Linked DNA regions of Homo sapiens: region 2 is linked to region 1. Evidence: read pairs that join two places in POLR2A ChIA-PET (ENCODE). Cell type or tissue: MCF 10A. All regions are shown on one strand. Links, peaks and the distances in the headings refer to the core of each region. The heading gives the core; the rest is flanking DNA. Region 1 overlaps LINC01448 (long intergenic non-protein coding RNA 1448). Region 2 has its middle 56 kb from the start of GLI3.

Region 1 (7,524 bases), core at 1,424-6,423:
TAGTCCACTAGCAAAGTCAGAGAGCAAGAGATTTATGCAGTGCATAAAAATCAGCCTCGCAGGACACAAAGTAGTAGAAAAGTCCGGAGAGTGGATCTGTGGGGCAACTAAGACTGTCTGTGCAGCACACTCTCCTAAACCCAACAATGAGGGTTGCCAAAAGCAGGAAAGAAATCAGATCCAAGAAACAGCTTCCAACTCAGGAAAGAGGCAAACACATTCCCAAAATCCCAGCAAAAGTAGTAGAGCTAGAGAACAATTAGCGCATTCTGGAGTAGGTCAGAAGTCTCCAAGAAAATGAAAACAATACAACACCTAATGTGTTTGAAGTGTTTACAGGTGGCTTTGTTAAACAGGAGAGAGTTTGGATACGTCATATTGTATGAAACTAAACAAATAAAAAAAAAGACAATTGTTGACTATATAGAAAATAGACATTTGTACAATAAGAAGAAGATATCATGGATATTAGATGATTAAATATAAAAGGATAGAAATAATGTACTAAACAAATTACCAAACAAAGTAAGTGTAGTTCTGTGAATTTCAGACATAATAGATTTCTCATATAAGATTATTTATTGGAGAGTAAAAAAGTTGCTACACAATGAAAAAATTTCACATTACTAGGAATCAAGTAACCTAATATCTCAAGTATACAAACAAAATTATTTTTTAAATTACAAAGAGAGGCCAGGTGTGGTGGCTCACGTGTGTAATCCCAGAACTTTGGGAGGCCGAGGAGGGTGAATCACCTGAGGTCAGGAGTTTGAGATCAGCCTGACCAAAATGGAGAAACCCCGTCTCTACTAAAAATACAAAATTAGCCCGGCGTGGTGGTGCATGCCTGTAATCCCAGCTACTCGGGAGGCTGAGGCAGGAGAATCTCTTGAACCCGGGAAGCAGAGGTTGCAGTGAGCCAAGGTTGTGCCATTGTACTCCAGCCTGTGCAACAAGAGCGAAAATCCATCTCAAAAAATAAATAAATAAATAAATAAATAAATAAAATTACAAAGAGAAACTGACAAATTCACTATCATAGTGGGAATCACTTAACATTTGTTATTGATAAGTCAAACTAACATCCCCAATAGTAGAGATACAGGAAATTTGAACAATACAATTTACAGGCTTGAGAGAGATAAATACATAGATAAGTAGATAGAAAACTAAGTACTCAATAATTAAAGAATATACATTTTCTATCTGCTTTATATACACTGTAATATTTATTACAACATTACATACTAAGCTCTTAAAAAATCTCAGCAAATCTGGTATCAGCCAGATTGTGTTTTCTGACAGCAATGGAACTAATTTACAAATCTAAAAACGAAAAGATGGCTAAGAAAAAGGCGCACGCCTGTAGTCCCAGCTACTACTCGGGAGGTTGAGACAGAAGAATCGCTTGAACCCGGGAGGTAGGGGGTTGCAGTGAGCTGAGATCACTCACTGCACTTCAGCCTGGGTGATAGAGCTAGACTCTGTCTCAAAAAAAAAAAAAAAAAAAAAAGACTGTATTTATACGGAAATTTTAAAATGTGCTTCTAAATAATGCACAAGTAAAAGTCAAAATCATATTTTAAAGTATGAACTACTGGAATGGAATGGTACATAAAAACTACATTTTAAAACTTAAAATGGGTTAAATCTAAAGTGTTTCTTAGAGGAAAATGTTTAGTCTTAAATGTCTTATTAGAAAGAAAGGAGAAATAAAATTAATGAGCTAAGTATTCAGCTAAAGAAGCTGCAGAAAGAATCACAAAATAAACTTTAAAAAAACAGATAGAAGAGGGCTGGGTGTGGTGGCTCACATGTGTAATCCTAGCATGGGATTTGGGAGGCTTTTGGGAGGCTGAGGCGGGCATGGTGGTGCATGCCTATAATCCGTGCTACTTGGGAGGCTGAGGCAGGAGAATCGCTTGAGCCAGGAGGCAGAGGTTGGAATGAGCTGAGATTGTGTCACTGCACTCCAGCCTGGGCAACAGAGTGAGACTCCAACTCAAAAAAAAAAAAGTAGATAGAGTAGATAGAAGCTATAAGTATGATATCAGATATTAATGAAATAGAAAATAAAATTTAAAACAATGAACAAAGCCTAAAGCTGGTTATCAGAAAAGAATTATGAGACAAAGCTCTAAGGACATTGCTCAAGACAAAAGGAAGAAAAGGCATACATGAACAATATAAAGAAAATGCTTTTAAAAGTCAACCTTAATCAACATATTTAAATACTTAGAAAATGGCATGTTTTTACAAAATATAACTTAGCAAATAGAATGCAAGAAAAATCTTGCAACATTAAGAAATTGAATCAATTGGTTAAAATCTTCCCAGAAAGAAAACACCAAGCCCAAAATATTGCACTGGAAAATTTTACCAAACTTTCAAATCACAAAGTATTCCAGTGTTATTTAAAGTCTTCCAGAGAGCATAAATGGTGGTGCACTCCTCACTCATTATATGATGAACCTAAGATTAGTATGACAAAATAAACAGAACATTATGTACAAGAAAATTATGTACAAGAACATTATGTACCACTCATAAATATGTATGCAAAAATCCTAAACATAATTTGACAGTACAAATTCACCAGCGTTAAAAATAAATATGCAATGGCTAAATTGAGTTTATCCCAGAAATGTAGGACTGATTTAAAGTTAAATAATCTGCAGATGTTGAAAATGGCAGGCCAGCTCTTTAGACTAAACTTCCTACTGAAAAGAATTTAAAATGCTGCATAGAAATCTTTTTTAAAAAAATCACCAAACTTCTGAAATAGTGTAAGAAATTCTTAAGCAAACATCTAAGAAAAGCAGGACAGTAGGAAGAGATCCAGAACAACTTCAGATACAATAAATATTATATACAGAAGAAGCATGGCAGAGCAATGGGAAAAGGATTTAATTCCTAGTGCTTGACCGATGGATTAATCTCATAGAAAAATAAATAAGAGACTTATACCCCTATGCCAACTGAAAAATTAATTCCAGATGAATTAAAGACTTAAAAATAAAACTTGATAACTTTGGAAGAGAAGGTGGATCTTTATTATCTCCAGGAAAAAAAGGATTCAGTAAATAAGATACAAAAAGCAAAACTCAAAAGAAAATAAATTCTGCTATGTACATATTATAAATATCTGTTTATGAAAGAATCTATTATTATTACGAAAGAACTTGTTATCATTAAACCTAAAAAGGTCACAAATTGGGCAAAGATATTCTCTTTTTTTTTTGAGACGGAGTCTCCCTCTGTCGCCCAGGCTGGGGTGCAGTGGCGCCATCTCAGCTCACTGCAAGCTCCACCTCCCGGATTCATGCGATTCTCCTGCCTCAGCTTCCCAGTAGCTGGGACTACAGGCGCCCGCCACCACACCCAGCTAATTTTTTGTATTTTTAGTAGAGACGGGGTTTCATTGTGTTAACCAAGATGGTCTCGATCTCCTGACCTCGTGATCCACCCACCTCGGCCTCCCAAAGTGCTGGGATTACAGGCATGAGCCACCGTGCCCAGGCAAAAATATTTTCAATGCATGATCTCCGAAAGGGATTATTATCTAATATTTTGAAAGGACTTATATAAATCAATTTTAAAAAGTAACATGAAAATTGGCAAGAATATAAATAGGCAACACATTAAAAAAAATGAAAACAAATTAACAAATGACATGATGCTCAATTTTGTTAATAATGAACCAAAGGCAAATTAAAATCATGACATACACTCTTAAACCCAAAAGATTGGTAAATTTTAAGAAATGAAAAACATTTTGTGAGCATGTAGAACAATGGGGATTCATACTCTGTTGCTGACAATGTAAACTGGTTCAACCATTTTAGAAAACAATTTGGCATTTTCTCTTAAATTTGGAGATATGCATAAGGTATGGCTCAGGAATTTTACTCTTATTTTATGTCCCAGAGAAATGCTTGCAAGCATATCCAATATGACATGTACATAACACCAGTATTTGTTGTAATAATAACTGGAAACAGCTGCTGTCTATAGGTATAGCCATGCAATAGAATACTATACATAGCGAAATATAATTACACTGGCACACATCTACATGGGTGAGTTGGGAAAATGAAAAGTTGAGACATCAATACAGTTGCCAAAGAAGACAGGTAGAACTGTTCCTTTTCCATAAAAGTCAAAATTATATGAAGCATCACAATATCTGTGTTTGGGAAAGCATTCTTATGAGGCAAAACCATACCAAAAGCAAGTGATTCATAAATGTAAATTTCACAATAGTGGAAACTTAGCTGGGGAAGGATGGGAGTAGTAACAATGAGAGGCACAAGAAGGTGTTTGACACTATTAGTCATGCTCTATTGCTTAAGCTTTGTCGTTTACTTGATTAATTGGATTGTTAAAAAGTAAAAACCTCATCTCAATTAGGGAAAAGCATCTCACCACAACCTGCAGGGATTTGCTCAGCTCAGCCCTCTCCACCTCTGCAGTTTCACTTACCACCTCTCTAACATATATTTATCATTTTCCAAACACACTGGCCTTCTTTTAGTTCCTCAAAAACTCCAAATGTTTTCCCATCTCTGTGCTTTTTCTGCTATTCCTTCTGCCCAGAAAATTTAGTGAAGACTCAGGAAAACCTGTCCCTGGGAAGCATAAAAAGGCCCCTCAGAACAATGTGAAACTCAGGCAGTGAAGACCATGCTCTCAGTGTTTAACTATCATGCTCCATCCAAATCAAGGAGTGTGAAAACCAGGAGAAGTCATGAGTATCTGGTCCAGTGCAAATTGGAGCAAAGTAGCAGCACATGCCTCAAGTCATGTTTCCTAGAAGATTCCTGCAAGACTGATAACAGCAGAACTTAATACAGAAAAGCAAATTCCAATAAATAAATGAAATCCTACACTTCATTCCCCTGGATATTTGTTTCCTGCTTGGCTCCAAAGCTCAGGGTGCAGGTTTGGCCCCAGAGTCAGGTGGGTGGCTGACATTCAGCACTAGCATTAGCTGTGCTGCACAGCAGCCTGGGTCAGGACTGGGCAGACTCCTCCAGGAGAAGCACTGCAGGAATTAGGATGGAAAAGTTAAGCAAGCAAACAAACAAAAAAACAACTTTGGAGTCGTTTTACCTCTAGGTGTAACTAACTTTGTGACCATGAGCAAGTGAAAACAGGAAGTTTAGGAAGAAACTTGAGCGTGTACTAAATGCCACCTCATCCTAAATGCTTTACATGTTGCTAATTACTCACCACAATCAAAATTTAAAGTGGATTTCACTGCATTGTGTTTCAGATGGATGACTTCACCATAGACATTATGTCACTTTTCTGAGGTTAGGAAGTAGCCAATCTAGGATCCACCTGATTCCAAGTCTGATGCTCTGTTAGCACATCCAGCTGTTTTCTATCAGATCTCTGTGGGCTTCAGTCTCCTCATCTATCAAAACAAACAAACAAATATGGGATTGCAACAAATGATACCTTCTGCCTCTTTCATATTTTCAGTCCTAGCAATGGCAATGCTGGTATCAGCTCCGTATTCCTCAGCTCTTTGCCTATGGTAGGGAAGACTCATGAAGACATTCATCATGTCAAGACCTTGCAGATTTGCTTTTGGACTTCCAAACTATTGTCCTCAAAGGAATGTGAAGAATAATGACTTCTTCAAAAGCTGGAGTAAATTTATAACATCTTAGGGCCTTTCCTTCAATTTGAAGGCCCCATTCTTGGTGCTGACAAATGCTGAATGAAGGTTGGCTGCCCCATGCTGGAACAATCACTAAAATGAACAATAGGAAGATGTTGAGGTCAAATGTATTAGTTTTCTGTTGCTATGTAATATATTACCACGAAACTTAGCAGCTTAAAGTAACACACATTTATTATCTCACAGATTCTGTGGGTCGGTATTCTGGAAACAGTTTCTGTGGGTCAGGATTCTGGACACAGCTTAGGTGAATTTCCTGCTTAGAATCTCACAAGGCTGTAATCAAGAGATTGCCTGAGCTGTGTTTTCACCTGGAGGCTCCACTAGGGAAGAATCTGCTTCCAAGTTCACTCAGACTGTTGGCAGATTAATTTCCTTGCAGTTTTAAGACTGAGGGTCCCAGCATCTTGCTGGTATTAGTTGGAGGCTCCCTCAGCTCCTGTAGGTTGCCCACAGATCCTGACTTTCACTCACGTCCATGTGAAGAGACCACCAAACAGGCTTGTGTGAGCAATAAAGCTTTTTAATCACCTGGGTGCAGGCGGGCTGAGTCCGAAACGGAGTCAGTGAAGGGAGATAGGGGAGGGGTCGTCTTATAAGATTTGGGTAGGTAGTGGAAAATTATAGTCAAAGGGGGTTGTTCTCTGGCTGGCAGGGGTGGGGGTCATAAGGTGCTCAGTGGGGGAGCTTTCGAGCCAGGAGAAGGAATTTCACAAGGTAATGTCATCAGTTAAGGCAGGGACCGGCCATTTTCACTTTTTTTGTGGTGGAATGTCATCAGTTAAGGCAGGAACTGGCCATTTTCACTTCTTTTGTGATTCTTTACTTGCTTTGGGCCATCTGGACGTATACGTGCACGTCACAAGGGATACCATGGCTTAGCTTGGGCTCAGAGGCCTGACACTAACCACACAGGCTTTCCCAAAATAGCCTGTTACTTCATCAAGCCCAGTGGCAGTCTCTAGAGTTCCATTTATGTTTACGTACATGAACAACTGCTTTTGCCTAGCACTAGGTATATGATGTGTCGTCCTTACTCCCAATTCCATTTTTTATAGGAGATTGGATACATAAATACCTAAAATTAAGTACCCAGTCAATCATGAAAATGTTCTGGAATTAGATAGTGGTGATGAGTGCACAGCTTTGTGAATGCACTAAAACCACTGAATGGCACAACTTAAAAGGATAAATGTTATGATGGATGAACTACATTCAACAAGAACAACTAAATCCTTCAAACTATTCATAAAGTGTACATGCAAAATAGAAATTTCATACCTGCAAGGATTTAGAGAATGTGCTTTTCATGTACCTATTCTTTAAAAGCTACTAAAGAATGTGCCTTGGGAAAACAAAAAATTCAATCAAAAAGAGGAGAACATAATACTTGAGAAACCATGAAGACAGATGACAGGTCCTAGGACAGGAGCTATACAGTAGGCTATGCTGCAGGAATGCAGTTGCAAATGCTGCCAAAATTCCCAGAAAGGATGGCCTGAATCCACCAGAGACACTCAGCCATAAATCCCCAGCAAGCAGCACACAGGGCATTTCTAGAGCCCAGACCTTCCCTAGAAAAGATGACACCACTGAAAAGGACTGACATTATTTAGAAACCCCCAGAAATCTAAGCTGGGGAATAAAACACAGACATTTGGCCTTCTGCCCATAAACTTGGATCCATTGGGGATTCTACTAAAACGATTCAAAACTTTACTCAGCCATTAACATGGTAGTTTGGTAAATTGGTTTTATAACTCATCTATCAACTTTTGCAAACGAGGCATATTTATTTCTCACAGTTCTGGAGGTTGGGAAGTCCATAATCAAGG
Region 2 (7,524 bases), core at 1,693-6,692, 380 kb before region 1:
AAGAGGTGATTGGGTCAGAAGGATTAATCTATTCATAGATAATTAGATTAACGGGTTAAAGAATTAAAGAATTAATGGGCTATCACTGCAGTGGGACTGACGACTTTATAAGAAGAAGTAGAAGAGAGACTTAACATGCTCAGCCCCCTCACCATGTGATGCCCTGCACTGCCTCTGGACTCTGCAGAGAGTCCCCTTTAGCAAGAAGGCCCTCACAAAATGCAGCTCCTTGACCTTGGACTTCTCAGCCTCTAAAACCGTAAGAAATAAATTCCTTTATTTTACAAACTGCTCACTTTCAGGAATTCCATAATAAGTAATAATGGAGTAAGACACCTGTTACTTTAGTGCTTCTCCCCACTTGGTTTTGTGCTCTATTCTTGTATCCGTTTGAATCCTGACCTCATTTTTTCTTTTATTTCTCAATCTTTGACATCTCTTTTGACATTTTGCTAAGCCCAAGATCATAGCTTTTCCTACTCCTACCACAAGTCATAAAATTTATTCATTTAAAGTTTACAATTCAACAGTATTTCGTATATTTATAGAGTTGTGCAATCATCACCCCAATCCATTTGAGAGCATGTCATCATCCCCCAAAGAAGTCCCATGTGCCTAATGGCTCACTTTTCATGGCCCTCCAAACCCCACCAGCTCATGGTAACCACTATTTGCTTTCTGTCTCTGTTGATTTGCCTATTCTGAACATTTCCTGCAAGTGGAATCACATAATTTGTGGGCTATTGGGTCTGGCTTTTTTCATTTACTGTAATATTTTCAAGGTTCATCCATGCTGTAGTGTCTATCAGTACTTTGTTCACTTATATTGCCAAATATTTCATTGTATGGATATGCCACCTTTATCTACATTCAACCGTTGATAGACATTTGGGTTGCTTTTACTCTTTGGCTCTTATGGATAATGCTGCTGTGGACATTTGTGTATAAATTTTTGTGTTAACACATGCTTTTATTCTTTCGGATATATAAGTAGGAGTGGAATTGTGGGATCATATGGCAACTTCGCATTTAACATTTTGAGGAATTGCCTAACTGTTTTCCACAGTGGCTGAGTAATTTTACATTCCCACCAGTAATGTGTAAGAGTTCCAATTTCTCCTCATCCTCGCTGATGCTTGTTAGTTTTTGCTTTTTTGATTATAGGCATCCTAGTGGGTGGGAAGTAGTATACCACTGTGGTTCTGATTAATCCATAGTGACTAATGATGTTAAGTATCTTTTTCTGACCTTATGGGGGCATTTTAATATCTTCTTTGGATCTATCCAGATTTTTTAAATCTGATTTTCAATTGGGTTGTCCTTTTATTATTGAGTTATAAGAGTTCTTGATAGATTCTGGATGCAATTCTTTTTATCAGATATATGATTTAGAATATTTTGTTTCATTCTGTGGGTTATTTAGCTTTGTAATGTCCTTTAAAGCACGAAAGTCTTTAATTTTGATGAAGTCCAGTTTATCATTTTTTTCATGTTGCTTGTGCTTTTGTTGTCATGTCTAAGAAGGTATTGCCTACCCCAGCGTCACAAAAATTTACTCCTATGTTTTCTTCTAAGAATTTTATCATTTTGGCAGTTACATTTAGGTCTATGATTCCCTTTGAGTTAATTTTTGTGCGTAGTATAAAGAAGAGGTCCAACTTTGTTCTTTTGTATATAGATAACCATTTCTTTTTATTTTTAATCATTTGCTTCATTATCCTGTTTCTGCAAACTAGTTTTTGTACTTTTGTTTTGGATTTTTTTGTCCACATGCTAGAAAGATATGAAAACCAATAGGTCCCATGTTTACATGTCATAGTTTCAGCCACCTGGGGGGAGGCTAAATCCTATTTGCAGTCTCAATGTCAAATTCTCACTCTGATTGGCCCAACTGATTAACGTATATGGCCCTCGACTCTCTTACAGTACTAGGGGGAGTCAATCATGACTACCAAGAACTCCCTCTTAAGCATGCAGATCCTGAGGCTGGGCAGATGCTCTTTAGGTATCCTATGCATGACTGTGGTTACTGCAGAAAGCAGTAGATCCACCAGATGAAAGGAGGCCATCAACGCTAAGGGCCATTCTCACCTATAACAGTCTTTCAAAAGACACAGCATACAGCAAACAGACCTGGTAAGGCCAGCTGTATAAGTGAAGAATCATCAAATACATAAATACATTAAACACTGAAATTGCTTAAACATTGTTCAGACATTTAAGGCATATTTTAGTCCCCAGTTAAAAAATGTGAAGGCAACCTGCTGTAATGTGTGGGTGAGGAGGCTTTGATTCAGGAGTCCGTTTAAATTGGAGGCCTGGCTTGAGCACATGCTGGCCATGTGATCCAGAGATCCTCACCTGCAAACTGTGCTTACGATGCCTGTCTTACTTACTTCATAGCACTTACGTGTGCCTAAAATTACAAAGCATGAGCGAGAGCATGTCAGACACTGTGAAGCACAATATTAATGTGAATGCCAGGTATTACTATGGGAGTAAAGGGGTGTGAGGCCAAGAACTTGAGAGAGGACACTGCAGTACAGAAGAAGCTGCTAACATGGTAGTTCAGGAAGCTAAAAGTGAGAGCAGGAGGCAAAAGATGGAAAGACTGAAAAAGATATAAACAGTTCCTCTACATTTCTTGGATTTTAAAAGGGATGTAACTATTATGCACTAGTGCCTCCAATGTGCAATCCATATGTGGGTAAAATATTTCTATTATGTATAGGGCAGGTTTCCCAACCTCAGTACTATTGACATTTGGACTGGGTAGTTCTCTGTTGTGGGGGCAGTCCTGTGTATGCTAGGATGTTTAGCAGCCTCTACTTACTAAATGCCTGCAGCATCCACCAGCTGGGACAATTTTGTCGCGATGCCCCTTGGTTGAGAATCACTGCTATAAGGGTAAGGATGGGAGAGTTAATTCCTTCTCCTCACTGATGTGCAAAATTTAACCTGCAAAATTCCATTACAGTAAGGTCCTAGTTAGATTGTATATTCCCTGTGCCTGCATCACTGGTGGCCCTCAGTGTTCTCCTAGGTTGATTGCATTACCTTCCTAGGTGGACATTTGGCCACTAGTTCCTATCAGTCAAACCTGTCAGGGCTGGGTTTGTTGGTTTCCCAAATGCTTTAGCAATTTGGGCCTTACGTACCTCTTTTCCCTCACCTCCTCTCACCATGCACCTTTGCCTCAGCTACAGTGAACTTCTAAGTCCTCTCAGGAGATGCTATGCCCAGATATAACTGTGCTTTTATACACACACTATTCTCCCAGCCAACAATGCCTTCTTCCACTTCTCTGCCTAGAAGACTCCTGTAATCCCTTTTAAGACCTAGCTCAAGTGTCATTTCCTCTGGGAATCCTTTCCTGATAACTTCAGGCAGAACTGGTGGCTCCATCCATTGCACTCTTTAGACACTCAGTTAATATTTTTTATTGCAGAACTTTTTATACTGGATTTTAATTATCCATTTTAATTATGTCTCTCTTCCCCAAAACAGACTGGATTCCTTGAGTGTAGGAACTGTACCTACTCCACTTGTCATGTCCTCTGCTCCTATCATGTTGTCTGGAACACAGTAGGTGCTTAGTACTGATCAGAGTAGACTAGAAGAATAAACGACTCTAAAGGTAGTCCATGGAAGTATTCATAGTCACAACCCATGCTCAGTTTGGGTAATTCATTTAGAGGTTTCAGTTCCCCAACAATTGATGAAGTTATTTGATTAGGAATATAGAAAAACAAGAAAGGATTTAAGTAGAGCAGAACCAAACAATCCTATGGGCAAGGTACATACAAAACTGTGCCCTAATTAATTTAAACATGCACATAGCTAATTACAATATGCAGAGTGCAGGTAAGATCTTGTTTAAACACTAATTCCTACTGGTTAATCATGGTGCCCAGAGGCCATGTCTCAGTTGGGATCCTGGTATGGGACTAAGCCCCACCCTCAGTGCCTGACTCACTGTCTCTTCTAGAATGTCAGCCACTCTGCATCTTCCCAATGCAAGTCCGTGTCCCACTCCCACAATCTGTTTCGTGCTTGTCTGTCCTCTGCGAGTTTGGCATTGCATCACTGTGTACCCAGGGAGAGGACTGGCAGCTACCTTCCTGGGTTGGAGTTCTGCTTTTGGTTTGCTGCCAGGCTGGCTGTGCTAACTGCTAGCTACATTCTCACCTGTGTGCTCCCTGACTGGCAATCCTTCATCCTGCTGCTGTCTACGACCCCCACGTTTGTGCTGTGTCCGTCTCGATGTGCTCAGGTCACTGCTGTACATCCACTGTTTGCTTTTCTCAGCACTTTGGGAGGGGCTGTTTATCCGGTCCTGTGGTTTCTGATGGGAAGAAATAGCTTCAGGGCAGAGCCTTATGAGAAACACTTCTTAGAAACAGACCTCTTTCTCCTGGTTTCTTCCTGCCATCCACAGTGAAGCCTCCTGTGCTGCATCTAGATGGTAGAAATTATTGTGCCTATCGCATGCCTCCACTTGGTCAGCTGGGATTGGGGAAGGCCTCAAAAATCTTTGAAAATCTTTGGCAGAAGAATGTGTACAGGGAAAAATAACCCAATAATATTTCCCTCCCATTCCATCTTCCCCCTACCGTTTGGGGAAAAAAAAGAGGGAAACACACACATGCATGTACATATGCATATATTTGTATGCTTACACATAGAATTTCTTTGGAAGGGCATATATGAAAATCATGGAATTGGTTGCTTATAAGAAAGGGGTATTGTGTAGGCGGAAGATGGGATGGGAGGGAAATGTTATTGTGTCTTATTTCATATCTTTTGACTTCTCAACCAAGGAAATGCATTATCTATTCCAAATCTTTAAGTAGGCAAATGCTATAAATGAAGAGTTCATAGAAAAAGAAACAGCAACATGTATAAATATGTGAAAAGATGCACACTTATTTTTAACAAAAGAAGTGCAAGTTTAAACTGGAGGCCAATTTTTACATATTTAATTGGCAAAGATCAAAACATTTAATAATACAGAGTATTGAGGAGAGTGTTGGGAAACAGATTCTCTCATACACTGTTGGTAGGATGTAAATTGATTCAACATTTTGGAGATCAGTAGCTATCAACATGCCCTGTGACCTAGCAATGCTTCTTCCAGAAACCTACCTACACATACTTTCATGTATCAGTGCACTGCATATAAAGGTGGTCATTATAAAGTTCTTTGTATTGGTAAATGACTGGAAGCAATCTAAATTCTATCAATAATGGGCTGGGCATGGTGGCTCATGCCTGTAATCCCAGCACTTTGGGAGGCCAAGGCGGGCAGATCACTTGAGGTCAGGAGTTCAAGACCAGCTTGGCCAACATGGTGAAACTCCGTCTCTACTAAAAATACAGAAAAAATTAGCCGGCTGTAGTTCCAGCTACTTGGGAGGCTGAGGCAGGAGAACTGCTTGAACCTGGGAGGTGGAGGTTGCAGTGAGCCAAGATCGCACCACTGCACTCCAACCTGGGCAACAGAGTGAGACTCCATCTCAAAAAAAAATTTTTTTTTATCAATAATAATAAAGAAATTATGGTAAATTTATACAGGTATAATATTGTCATTAAAAAGAACTTGCTACATTTGTATGTGCTTATATGGAAGAACCTCCAAGATATTTAGTTCAATGAAAAAGGCATGATGCAGAACAGTGTGAATACAGTATGTTTCTCTTTGTATAGTATGTTTTTCCTTTAGAAGGTCTCTCTCTCTTTGTTGCTTTCTCTTTCAACTATCTATCTCCTCCCTCTCCCCTTCCTTATCATCTCTCCATCTCTCTATCTGTATCTCTAACTGCTTAGGCATAGAAAAACTTTGAAAAGATAAACAAGAAACACTACCAGTTATCTCTAGTGATAGATGTTCCATTTTCACCATCCAGCCTTTTGCACTGCCTGAACCTTATCCTATGAAAAACATATATCACTTTTTATTTTAACATTTTTACTGTAAAATAAATTGCCAACTCTGTACATCTACTGTTTTCTTTTCCCAGCAGAACTTGCACAAAACAGAAAAGTACAGCTCAGTGGTATAGTCCAAAATGAGCGGTCATGCGACCACCATGTAGGGGCAAGGACAGTACTCTGCCTGCACTCTGGGAGCTGCTCTGTGAACTCACCGAGGCACCATCCTTCCCTTCTCCCAGAGATCACCATGATCCCAACTATGGTTGTAATCACCTCTTTGCTTTTCTTTCCCATCAAAGCACTGCAGTTTAGTTTTGCATATATTTTGAACTCTACATAAATGCATCAATCTAGTAAGATATTCTTTTGTTTGTAGCTTCTGCTGCTCAACATTATGTATTCGTGAAACTCATCAATGTTGCTGCATGTAACTGTATTCTGTTCCTTTTCATTACTGTACAGAATTCCAGTGTTTGGATAAATTATAATTTGTATATCTACTATTAAAGGACATTTCAGCTTACAGTTTGGGGTCATTCTAAACAATGCTGCTGTAAACATTCTTGTACCTGCCTCTTGGAGCAACATTTCTGTTAAATATTAATCAAGGGTGAAATGTTTTGATCATGGTGTGATGTATTTTCAATTTTAGTAGCTGACGTCAAAGAGTTTTCCAAAATAGTTGTACCATTTTCCCATTTTCCCAAGTGATGTATGTGAGTTTCTATTGCTCCACATCCATAATGACGGTTTATTTTTCTGTGTTTTCCCCACTTTAGCCATTCTGGTGAGTGTATAACAGTATACTATGGTGGTTTTAACTTTTAAAAACATTGTTTTCATTATTAGTGAGGCTGACCATCTTTTCACAAGTGTATTGGTTACCTGAATTTCTTATTTTTGTGAAGTACCTGTCCAAGGCTCTTGTCCAGTTTTCTCTTGAGTTGTGTATCTTGTCTTATTAATGTAGGCGTTCCTTGTGTGTTTTGGGCAAAAGCTTTATTTGGTTACATGTGTTACAAATATTTTTCTCTCATTCTGTGGCTTGCAGTTTTACTTTCTTTCAAGTTTCTTTTGTTTGTAGAAATTCTTCATTCTGAGAATTTTGTTTTCTTCTCTCATCTTTTTTCTTTTGTGGTTAGTACTTTCCCTACTTCAGTGTTATGAGGATTGTCTCTTGTATTATTTTTAATATTTTCTGTGCCATGGATTTCTTTTTTGAGACAGGGTCTTGCTGTGTCACCCAGGCTGGAGTGCGGTGGTGCCATCATAGCTCACTGCAGCCTAGACTTCCCAGGCTCAGGTGATTCTCCCACCTCAGTCTCCCGAGGAGCTGAGATTACTGGCATGCGCCACCATGCCTGGCTAATTTTTTTTGCATTTTTAGTAGAGATGAGGTTTCCCCATGTTGCCCAGGCTGGTCTCGAACTCCTGACCTCAAGTGATTTTTCTGCTTTGGCCTCCCATGGTGTGGGATTACAGGTGTAAACACCTCAGAAAAACATTTTAAATGTATAATATGAAATACACATGATTAAAAAGGAAGCTAATGTTGTCAAAATACAGTTGTTAAAATATTTTTAAAAGTCA

The links. ChIA-PET counts read pairs that join two places held together with the same protein. Peaks named below come from ENCODE experiments on the same cell type or tissue, not always from the same donor. Only the 100,000 strongest peaks of a DNase experiment are listed, where the experiment ranks them.
Region 2: POLR2A ChIA-PET joins it to region 1 with 14 read pairs; 1 of 35 experiments calls an interaction of 5 or more read pairs at or near these places.

Annotation. Positions count from the first base shown.
Region 1 is chr7:42,667,553-42,675,076 of GRCh38, forward strand. LINC01448 (long intergenic non-protein coding RNA 1448) reads right to left here. Exons shown (of 3, transcript NR_110833.1): 2 at 5,233-5,419. Among named protein-coding and RNA genes, the nearest start is that of LINC01448, 35 kb to the right of the region's middle. In MCF 10A, for the core only: no CTCF peak of the experiment used is centred there; a DNase peak (open chromatin) is centred at 4,239.
Region 2 is chr7:42,289,080-42,296,603 of GRCh38, forward strand. No RefSeq gene overlaps it. Among named protein-coding and RNA genes, the nearest start is that of GLI3, 56 kb to the left of the region's middle. In MCF 10A, for the core only: no CTCF peak of the experiment used is centred there; a DNase peak (open chromatin) is centred at 4,052.